2 separate regions of the Homo sapiens genome follow, and region 2 is linked to region 1. The links are chromatin contacts, found by Hi-C or POLR2A ChIA-PET in ENCODE. All regions are on one chromosome and are shown on one strand. Each heading gives the region's core, a stretch centred on a gene start or an enhancer-like site at or near the end of the contact. The rest is flanking DNA. Distances are from core to core; before and after follow the strand shown. Region 1 overlaps AFF3 (ALF transcription elongation factor 3). Region 2 overlaps LINC01104 (long intergenic non-protein coding RNA 1104).

What was found. Hi-C counts contacts between places; a loop is a spot of excess contacts on that map. ChIA-PET counts read pairs that join two places held with the same protein, here RNA polymerase II (POLR2A). Pooled maps may share reads with other maps.
Region 2: a map of OCI-LY7 shows a loop between it and region 1 (10-fold over the local background). The contact joins two enhancer-like sites. A Hi-C loop is called at or near these places in 3 of 168 maps with a recorded cell type or tissue (IMR-90, OCI-LY7 and Ramos) and 3 of 50 pooled maps. POLR2A ChIA-PET finds 5 or more read pairs at or near these places in 1 of 52 experiments (activated T-cell).

What each region holds. Positions count from the first base shown.
Region 1 is chr2:99,634,592-99,639,496 of GRCh38, forward strand. The region is part of intron 13 of AFF3 (ALF transcription elongation factor 3); the gene reads right to left. Among named protein-coding and RNA genes, the nearest start is that of REV1, 150 kb to the left of the region's middle. Within about 2 kb of position 2,845, at least 15 of the 41 ENCODE cell types and tissues checked have a DNase peak (open chromatin) inside an H3K27ac peak, as active enhancers do; they include OCI-LY7, where a contact is called at or near this core.
Region 2 is chr2:100,244,998-100,249,902 of GRCh38, forward strand. LINC01104 (long intergenic non-protein coding RNA 1104) reads left to right here. Exons shown (of 3, transcript NR_103730.1): 2 at 2,115-2,241; 3 at 4,067-4,905. Among named protein-coding and RNA genes, the nearest start is that of LINC01104, 39 kb to the left of the region's middle. RefSeq lists enhancers at 2,933-3,042, 3,914-4,905. Within about 2 kb of position 2,628, at least 2 of the 41 ENCODE cell types and tissues checked have a DNase peak (open chromatin) inside an H3K27ac peak, as active enhancers do; they include OCI-LY7, where a contact is called at or near this core.

The sequences.
Region 1 (4,905 bases), core at 1,595-4,094:
TCAAATGCTAGTGAATAGGTAATAGTTCTCCAGTCAGCTGGAATGAAGGGGAAAAGCTTCAAGAAATATGTCTTAGGAAATAACGTTGGCTTGGCACTCCCCTCCTTCATTATATGTCTAAACACAACCATTGCACTTTTCAAGTTTTTTTTTTTTGTCATCTTCTATATTTAAGTGCAGAACACAGAAGGATGGTTGAAGTCCCCAGATCCACTTCCTTGGATAGAACAGAACTAGACGAGGTGTGTTCTTGCAAGCAGCCCCCAGCAGAATCCAGCCATCTGGGCAGGAGAACAGAGCAGCCCCTGGCCCCATGTGCAGTGCTCAGACTTGTGCTGTGAGCACGACTTGAGGCAGAGCTGGATTCTGTCATACACACACACACACACACACACACACACACACACACACATATGGTTGCTGTATATCATGTATATGATATATATCTCTATGTACGTGATATATACACAACATATCTATGAATATGATATATACACATATCTCTATGTATATGATATATACACATATCTCTAGGTATATGATATATACACATATCTCTAGGTATATGATATATACACATATCTCTATATATGATATATACACATCTCTATGTATATGATATATACACATATCTATGTATATGATATATATACGTATCACATCTATGTATATGATATATATCATATATACATATCATACATATACACATATCATATATGTATATGACACAGGGTCTTGCTGCATCACTCAGGCTGGAGTGCAGTAGCACAATCATGGATCACTGTAACCTCTGCCTCCTGGGCTCAAGCAATCTTTCCACTTCAGCCTCCCAAGTAGCTGAGACTACAGGTGTGTGCCACCATGCTAATTTGTGTGTGTGTGTGTGTTTCTGCAGAGATGAGGTCTTGCCATGGCACCCAGGCTGGTCTCAAACTCCTAGACTCAAGCGATCCTCCCACCTTGGCCTTCCAAAGTACAGGGATTACAGGTGTGAGCTACCACATCTGGCCAATTTTGTTCTATTTCAAGGGCACTCAGGTTGATGGAAGAGGGATCTCTCAGGCATCTAGCTCCATCTGCCAGGCCCTCCCTGCTGAAGGCCACAATGCCACCCCTAAACCTGGCTCTACCCCCTACTGTGTTCATTAACCTTGGGCAAGTGGCTCCATCTCTCTAGGCTTCAGTTTCCCCACATGTAAAATAAGGATACTGACATTTGTCCCCTGGGCTGTCTGGGGATGAAATGGGATGATGGCAGCAAGTCCCCAGCACAGGGCCTGGGGCAGCAAGCATGCAACCCTGAGAGACTACGAGGTCACATACGCCCCCCACATCTGCCAGGACCACATGCCTTTGCCAGAGAGGGGCAGGTTATCATCTGGCTTGGTGGGAACCTTCCAACAACAGCGAAGGCCATGACCACAGTCCTTCTGTAATTCCATTAAATAGTTTAGTGGCTGGGGCCATGATTCAAAGAGAACCTGGACCTCCTTCACGTAGTCCCTCAGATGACTACACCTTAATTTGCTGTGCTTGCATTGGGTCCATGGTTATTTTTCTTGGCTTCTTAGCACCAGCATTAGCCAGGCTGAATAGGGGTTTCTGTCTCCAAAGTAAGATGAGGAACTGTGGCCTAATGTGGCTCCCTGACTCACTGGCTGGGAACAGGGTGAACAGGGCCACAGGGAGGCCATGTGGGGAGCTGCCAGGGCTTCAGACTCTTGGCCTGGGCTGGGCTTCATCGAGGCCCTGTCCAGTCGGCTGGATTGGGGCCAGTGAGCAGGCTTACTTTGTCTGTGAAATAGAAAAAGGGGCCATGGACTCACCCTTCACAAGCAGTTGGTTCACTTCAACATTTTAATGGAACCGACCTGAAATTAATGAGCACTGTCACACTGAGTAAATACTGCCTCTCGGGATGAGAGCGGCAATGGGTAGAAGGCAGTGTGACAATTCAAACCCAAGGCCACGGACAATTACATAGAGGAAGTCTGTTCAGAATTTGGCGGATCGAATGGCTGTCCCCAAATAACAGGCATGCAGATGGCTGGAGTCTGATGCTGCCTGGCGAGGGCAGAGGCAGATGCTGCATTCTGAGGGCCAGCAAGAGGACACGACGTGGCAGTGGGCCAGCCAGCCACAGCCGGGAGCCAGCACAGGAAAGGGAGTTGGACGGAGTCAGAAGGTCAGGCCGCCCCAGTGAACAGGGAGCACATTAACCTTTCCAAAGCCACGGGGGAGCTTATCAGGCTCCAAAATGCAGTCATCAAAGGCCAGCCAGCCCAGTGCAGCCAAGGCTGGCCCGGGGCTACCTCTGGGAGCAGGTCACGGGGCGGCAGCCTGTGAGCGGAGGTGAGGGCAGGCCCTGTGCCCAGAGTGAGCAGCTGCAGGGTGGTGTGCTCCAGCTGGCTCTGGGAGTCCCAGGCTGGAGAGTGGAATGGTCAGGGTGGGACTGTTCCAGGGGTGGGAAAAGGGGGGAAATGGAGAGGACGGGAGTGGGTAGAGGGTGCTGGCCTGAAGGGCTCTTAAAGCCAGAGAGAACAGACTCCATGGGCTTTGGCCAGTTTTCTTTACTAAAAGGAGATGAAAAACAGAACAAAACAAAACAGATTTGATATCATGACTTTAACTCCCATGAAAAGTAGTTAAGTAGTTTGGTTTTAAACAAAGCAAAACAAAGCAAAACACCTCAGTCTATCTATTGGCTTTAAAACCACCCACTCATCACAGATGCTTTTGCGGCACGGCCTCCGCCCACTGCAGGCACAGGCATGAGTGATGAAGACAGTGGCACCTGTGTTCAGAAACACATACGGGCACTGAAATGCATCTTTTTTGAATCTTTTTTTCTCCCTGTCACATATATCATTTGTTGCGTTTGGATTGCTTTTGAGGTCAGATCTGGCTCAATGAGAATGGGGACGACATATGCAAAATTAAAAAGGGGGGACTACCAGGTGTACCTTCACATGGCATCAGTGTAAACATTCTAACAGAACCGACCACCAATTAACCAATCACCAACCAACACATTCCATGCAGACAGCAAGTGCTTAATTTAATCTAAGTACATTCAAGAAGGAACAGGTGTACTTCTACTTCAGAAATAGATATTTTAAAAAAAGAAGTAGGGTAGACAGCAGTGACAAACACTGAAAACTATGCTAATTAAGTCTTCTCTCTCTTAATTCCAACTATGAGACGTCATGCGTATTGGATACTTAAAATTTTTTTGGATGTAAATTTAAATATAAGTTAAATGAACCATTATGCATTAGATACACAGTGTTATGTTGTCCTTGGTCTAGAAGGGACAGCTACATTGGCATTCAAAAGGAGTGTGACATAGTGACAAAGACTCAAGTAAAAATAATTTATAGCTTAGTGATTTCAATATTTTACCCCTGGTAACTTAATATACTTAGTCTGAGGATGAGTTCAGAAGAGAGGTAGCACAAAGTGGGATGACAACGGGCCAGAACCAGTATTTTTTTTTTTTTGAGATGGAGTCTTGCTCTGTTGCCTAGGCTGTAGTGCAGTGGCATGCTCTTGGCTCACTGCAACCTCCGTCTTCCAGGTTCAAGTAATTCAACTACCTCAGCCTCCTGCAGGTGCACACCACCACACCCGACTAATTTTTGTATTTTTAGTAGAGATGAAGTTTTACCATGTTGGCCAGGCTGGTCTCAAACTCCTGACCTCAGGTGATATGCCCACCTCGACCTCCCAAAGTGCTGGGATTACAGGCATGAGCCACTGGCCAGAACCAGTTGTCTTTTCACTGCCTCTAGGGACAGTCTGGTTCCCTTTGGCCCTTTCCTGTGTTCGCAGACTGCAGCGAGGCTGGGGGACTCCGGTGGTGGGGGTGGGGGACTCTGGTGGTGCGGGTTAGTTTTTCTCGTCTGTGGTCACAGACACCTGGCTAAGGAGCAGGGGAGGGGTGGTGGGTGGGGCTGTGCCCAGCTGTCCCCCCGCCCACAGAGGATCTAAGTAACTTGCAGGAAGTCTTCTCCACTAGCAGAGAAGGAAAGGACGCATGTCCAGGCTAAAACTCCAGCACCTCAAACCCAGGAAAGAGAACATGGGATTCCCAGCCCAGGCCTATGAGAAAGGGGGCATCTGGAAGAACCTGGGAAACTGGCATCTGCAGGATGTTTGCTCTTACCCCCCACCGCCTGTTTTTCCTGTTTTTAATTCTGGAAACATACACATAACATCAAATTGGCCAAGGGTGTCCAGTTAGGTGGCATTAAGTACATGTATGTTGTTGTGCAGCCTAGACCACTATCATTCTTTCTGAAAGAGATCAAAACTCTTCTAACTGTGCCCCAGATCAAGTCACCCCATGTGTTTCTGCAGGCTCGTGGGAATTGTGAACATTGACTTGAATGGGTTAAAACTGAATTTCACCCGGAGGAGCCTTGGGCTGTGGCCTCCTTACCAGACATCAGGCAGCGAGTCTGTATTAGTCCTCAGGAATCCCTGGCCACTAAACCATCTTAAAGGGCAATTAGTGGCTTTATACAACTCGTTATTTATTTACTCAAAAGACTGTATCCTCAGCCTGCTCTCTTCTTCTATTGTGTAAAATACATATTTGGGACCTTTTAAAATGTGTGTTATGTACCTGATAGAACTCAATGGCTTCTCTGGAGCCATTCTGTTTTATTGTGGAAATTAGTACTAGGGGGGCTTTTAAAAGCTGATTTTTAGACCCGACAGCCTGCGTTTGTTCACGTTAATGCAGTGGATTGAGCTAACAGCCACCAAAGGGCTGTGAGGGACACCTCTGTGGCCTCTCTGTTGGAGCAGTGAGGCCAAGGGGCTCCACTTTTGTGACTATAGATGGTACTTGCTGGGCCTGTTAGAGAGGAGAGGACTGCATGGAGACTCAGTTGGCACTTA
Region 2 (4,905 bases), core at 1,378-3,877, 610 kb after region 1:
CTGGTTTCCCCGGGCATGTTTTCTGAAAGGTCTGGGCAGAAGCTCAAGGCTTCTCATGACTCAGCCTCAGAAAACCCAGAAAGTCACTTTTACCTCATTCTACAGGCAAAGGCTAGGGCCAGCCCAGAATCCAGGGGATGAGGACTAGGAATTTGACTCTTTCAGAGAATGGAGGAGCAAAGAATGTGTGACCTTTAATGTGTGTCTTTAATCTTGTGACCATGTTTAAGCCACACACCTTGTTTCTCTGGCCAAGCACTGTTACGTACTTTGAGTTTCATATTAAATGCCATTTTCCTAGGAGGCTCTTTCCTAAGCCACTAGACTAGGATAATTTCTCCATTTTGTATGTGCTTCTATAGAGCTCTAATACACCCACCCACACACACAGAGGTTTTTCATACTTTCACACTTGCTTAATATCCATCTTCCCCATAGACAAATCCCACAGGGCAAAGGCCATGTTTTTTAGTCTTTTACTCACTGCTGGTCCCAGGCGTTTATACAATGCCTGGCTTGGTGTTCAGCTTCTGAATTGAACTTAACTGCTATTGGGTTTTCAGTTAACTGAGAGAAGGGACAAGGCAGGATTTGCAGGGGGGTCAAAACTAATTTAGGCTGTATCCCAGTGTGGCTCCCTCATCTCAGCCTTGATGCTCATTTCTCTGGTCGTATCCTTCACTGAGCTCTCTAAATAAAAGGCCTTCATGTTTTAGGAGTCTGCTGGTCATATGGGCTGACCCCCGTAGACTGGGAGGACTCCAGCTATGGGGTGGGACAGATCCTAGGGGTAGTCCCCTCTGCCAGGGCTAGAAGGAACTCCAGTCCCCCAGGCAGAACATGGCAGTAGAGGTGCTGGCACAGTCAAGAGGTGGCCAGTCATCCAGCCCCGCTGTCAGACCAAGAGGCTCCACAGAGGCTGAGGGTGTCCCAACAGCGGGGCAGAGCATGGAGACAGGATATTCCCAGCAGACCCTCTTCAGAAATTGAGTCTCAAGGGGTCTTGGGGAACTTGGTCAGCAGATGTCATGGCTTCATCTGTCAGCTGGTGGGTCAGCTCAGCGGGACTCCTGTCTTTAGAAGGGAGGCTCAAGTCTTTACTCTGTACCAAGACAGAGATGGGGGCCAGGAAACAAGACATGCAACCATTTTCCATCATCAAGGGGCGAGATGGTGCTTGGCATGAGGCAGAACTGGGCTCTGTCAATGCCACGCATCAGGAGGAACCCCTTTTCTGTTTCAATCCCTCCTGTTCATGTGTGGTGCCCGTTAGAGCTGGCGTATACTTCTGTTCTCCAGTGTCTGAGGACATGGAGGACCCATTTCCTCATTTTCCCCCTTGTGGTTGGATGGGATCATGCACCCAGTTCTCGTTGAGACCAAGATGCTGAGGTTACCGTTTTCTTTGTGGGACCAAAAAAAGAGCTCTAATTCGGCTTGAAACGTGTGTGTTTGTGCGTGCGTGTGAGAGAGGGCAGGTGCGTAATGGAGAGTGTGTCGGTGTTCCATGTGTGAGAGTGTGTAGGTGAGTGTGTGTGTGTGAAGAGATGTGTGTGATAGTGGTGTGTGAACTTGGGAGTGTGTGTCTGTGGTGCATAACTGTGTGTGTGTGTATGTGCAAATGTGAGTGTGTATGTGTGTTAATGTGTGTATGTGTGTGTGACTAAGGCGTGTGAGTGTGGTGTGTGAGCTTGGGCGTGCGGGTGTTGAAATGTGTGTGAGTGTGTACACGTGTGTGAGCACAACAGTGTGTGAGTTTGGGGTGGGCACAGGCCACAGCTAGTCTCTCTTGGGGCGTTAGATCTCTGCAACCCAAGCACCCCAAGTCGCTCTCCTTCCTCACTCCATCCTGAGCTTCCCAGCTGCTGCCTCTGCTCCGAACTCCCACGGGGAAAGCAGCGTCTCTAGGACCAGGGGCTCCGAGCATGGCACAGCGCCAACTCTCGTCTCTTGCCGCCTCCTGAGAACCTGGGTGCAGCACAAAACAGTCAAATATTTTCCTCTTCTGTCATCACTAACTAGAGCTCCACAAGTTCCCAGATTGCCGTGTTAGCTCTTCACCATAATTAGCAGTTTTCTGATATCATGCTAACACTCCTTAATTCTTCCCTCAGAGACAAAGCAAATCCGTGGGATGCCGAGGGCACTTGGATAACTTCCGCTCGGGAGAGAAGCCCAAACTCCGCGTCCCGGAGACCTGAAGTGTGGCCGCCAGTGGACACCCAGCTGAGGGATGAGCAGGTGGGCCTCAGTGGTGGCTGTGGGGTCCCTGGACACTGCTCGCCACTGGCCTCCAGAAGCATTGTAGGCTTTGGGGACCTGCTGGTCCTCCGGCCCTAAATGTGGCCCTGGAATGATGAAGGAAAGTTTGCCATCTCCATCCTCCTCAAGCTGCCTGAGCACCCCAGTAGCACCCACCCTGTCTGTGCTCCCGTCTGCACCCCATGTCCTGGGGCCTGCTTTGTGTTGCACCGGATGACAGGAACCAGTGCCCTGACTGTGACTTGCTTCTCCCTTCAGGGACACACAAGCACTTTCACAGCAAGGCTACTTTTCAGCCCTTCTGCAGACAGGGCTTCCTGCAGGGATGCTGGATGCAGAGGCAGGACGAGGATGCAGGGCCTGGGTCCAGGTGCGACTCCTCTCACACCTGGTACAGGTGGCCCCTCTCCCGGCAGGGCACCTCGGCTCCCTGGGGAGAATGAGAAAGGGGAACTGAGAGTTCATTGTTCCGTGGGGCATGCCACAAACCCCCAAAGACCCATCGGGTGAAAAGAAGAAAAACAACCGCAAAGCTATTTTCACCTGAGGCGGTCTCATGGGTGAAGCAGACGCCTGGATTACTCAATCCAGGCAGGGTCTCCTGCCTGGATTACTCAAATAATGACCCGGTGTGTCCTCCTTCCACCAGTGAGAAAGTCCCTTCTCAGTGGAAAATTATGGGTTGAGGTCTTTTACCTGGGGCCTCCTCTTTTTGTTTAAGATGGTAGTTTAAAAAAAACAGTTTTTTTTTTAGAGAAGTGTTTGTTTCCAGCAAACTTGAGAGGAAAGTACAGAGGTTTCCCACGTCCCCCCTGCCCAAGCACATGCACAGCCTCCCCAACTACTCACATCCCCCATCGGTTATCCATTTGTGACAACTGATGAACCCCCATGGGCACATGATCATCACCCAAAGCCCAGTGTTAGCATTAGGGTTCATTCTTGGTGTTGTACATTCTATGGGTGTGGAGAGCAGGTAATGACATGCGTCCACCATTTTAACAGAATAGTTTGCCCGCCCTAAAATTTCCCATGCTCCTCCTGTTCATCTGTCCTTTCCTCCAATCCCAGGCAACCACTGATCTTTTTACTGTCATCATGGTTTTGTCCTTCCCATAATGCCACATAATTGGAAGCATTTACATTTCCTCCATTTCACTTCATAGCTTGGTACCTCAGTTGTTTTTAGTGCTGAATAATATTCCATTGTCTGGAGATATCCTTATTTATTTATTTATTTTGATGCAGTCCCAGTCTGTCGCCCAGGCTGGAGTGCAGTGGCGGGATCTCAGCTCACTGCAACCACCACCTTCCATGCTCAAGCTATTCTCCTGACTCAGCCTCCTGAGTAGCTGGGATTACAGGTGCCCATCAACACGCCTGGCTAATTTTTGTATTTTCAGTAGAGATGGGATTTCACCGTGTTGGCCAGGCTGGTCTTGAACTCCTGACCTCAAGTGATTCGCCTGCCTTGGCCTCTCAAACTGACCTCAAGTGATTTGCCCACCTCGGCCTCCCAAAGGGCTGGGATTACAGGCGTGAGCCACCATGCCCGGCCGGCATGTATCAGTTTATTTATCCCTTCACCTGCTGAAGGACATCTTGGTTACTTCCAAGTTTTGGCAATGATAAACACGGCTGCTATAAACATGTGTGCTCAGGTATCTGTGCAGACATTAGTTTTCGGTTCATCTGCACAAATACCAAGGAGCATGATTGCTGGATTGTGTGGTAAGGGGATGTTTAGTTTTGAAGGAAACCACCAAGCTGTTTTTCACAGTTTGCATATTTTGCATCCTAACAGCAATGAATGAGAGTTCCTATTGCTCCACGTCCTCACCGCATTTGCTGCTATCTGTGCCCTGGATTTGGGCCATCCTGATAGGTGTGTGGTATCCGGTAGGTGTGTCTCATTGTTGTTTTAATTTGCATTTCTCTGATGACATATGATGTGGATTATCTTTTCATCTGCTCATTTGCCATCTATATATCTTCTTTGAGGCATCTGCTCAGATCTTTGCCTTTGGCCTTTTGTTATCTCTAAAACACAGAAGGCGGTGCAGGGTGCGTTAAGAAGGCATGTCTGGGCAAGTGGGTGCCTTTGCCTCTCCCTGCTGCCCCCGCACAGGGTTTCTCCAGGCTGTCTTGTCACCCACCTCTATTTGGTTGGGGCCACATTTACCAGGGATCCCCACTATCCCAAAACTCCTCTTGAACACATTGTCTGTCCAGGAGGGGCCTGTCGAGCTGCAGTTTATGTTCTATAGGTTCAGGCAGCTGCTGCTAAAGTGACAAGGTGACTCTCTGACCTGGTTTGCTGAGATAGTCGCGGATGACACCTCTTTTCCTGGCTTAATGGTTACAACTCCCACCCCACCAAAGTGTCTCAGTTTGGACAATAACCACAGTTATTATCCTTGGGAAAGGACATTTGGGCTCTGACATCTGGCCTGGCTGAATCACCTCCTCCCTGTTGGAGGGGGTCAGGGGTCAGGGTTGCTTCCCTGGAGCTCTGGAAAGACCAGTGAAGGTGAGGGAGGTGTGACAGTAGAAACTGCTGCGAAGAGCAGACTCCTCTGTCCATGGGCAGGGACCTCAAAGGCTTTCACTTCACACCCACCTCCATCAACGTCAATGGTCACC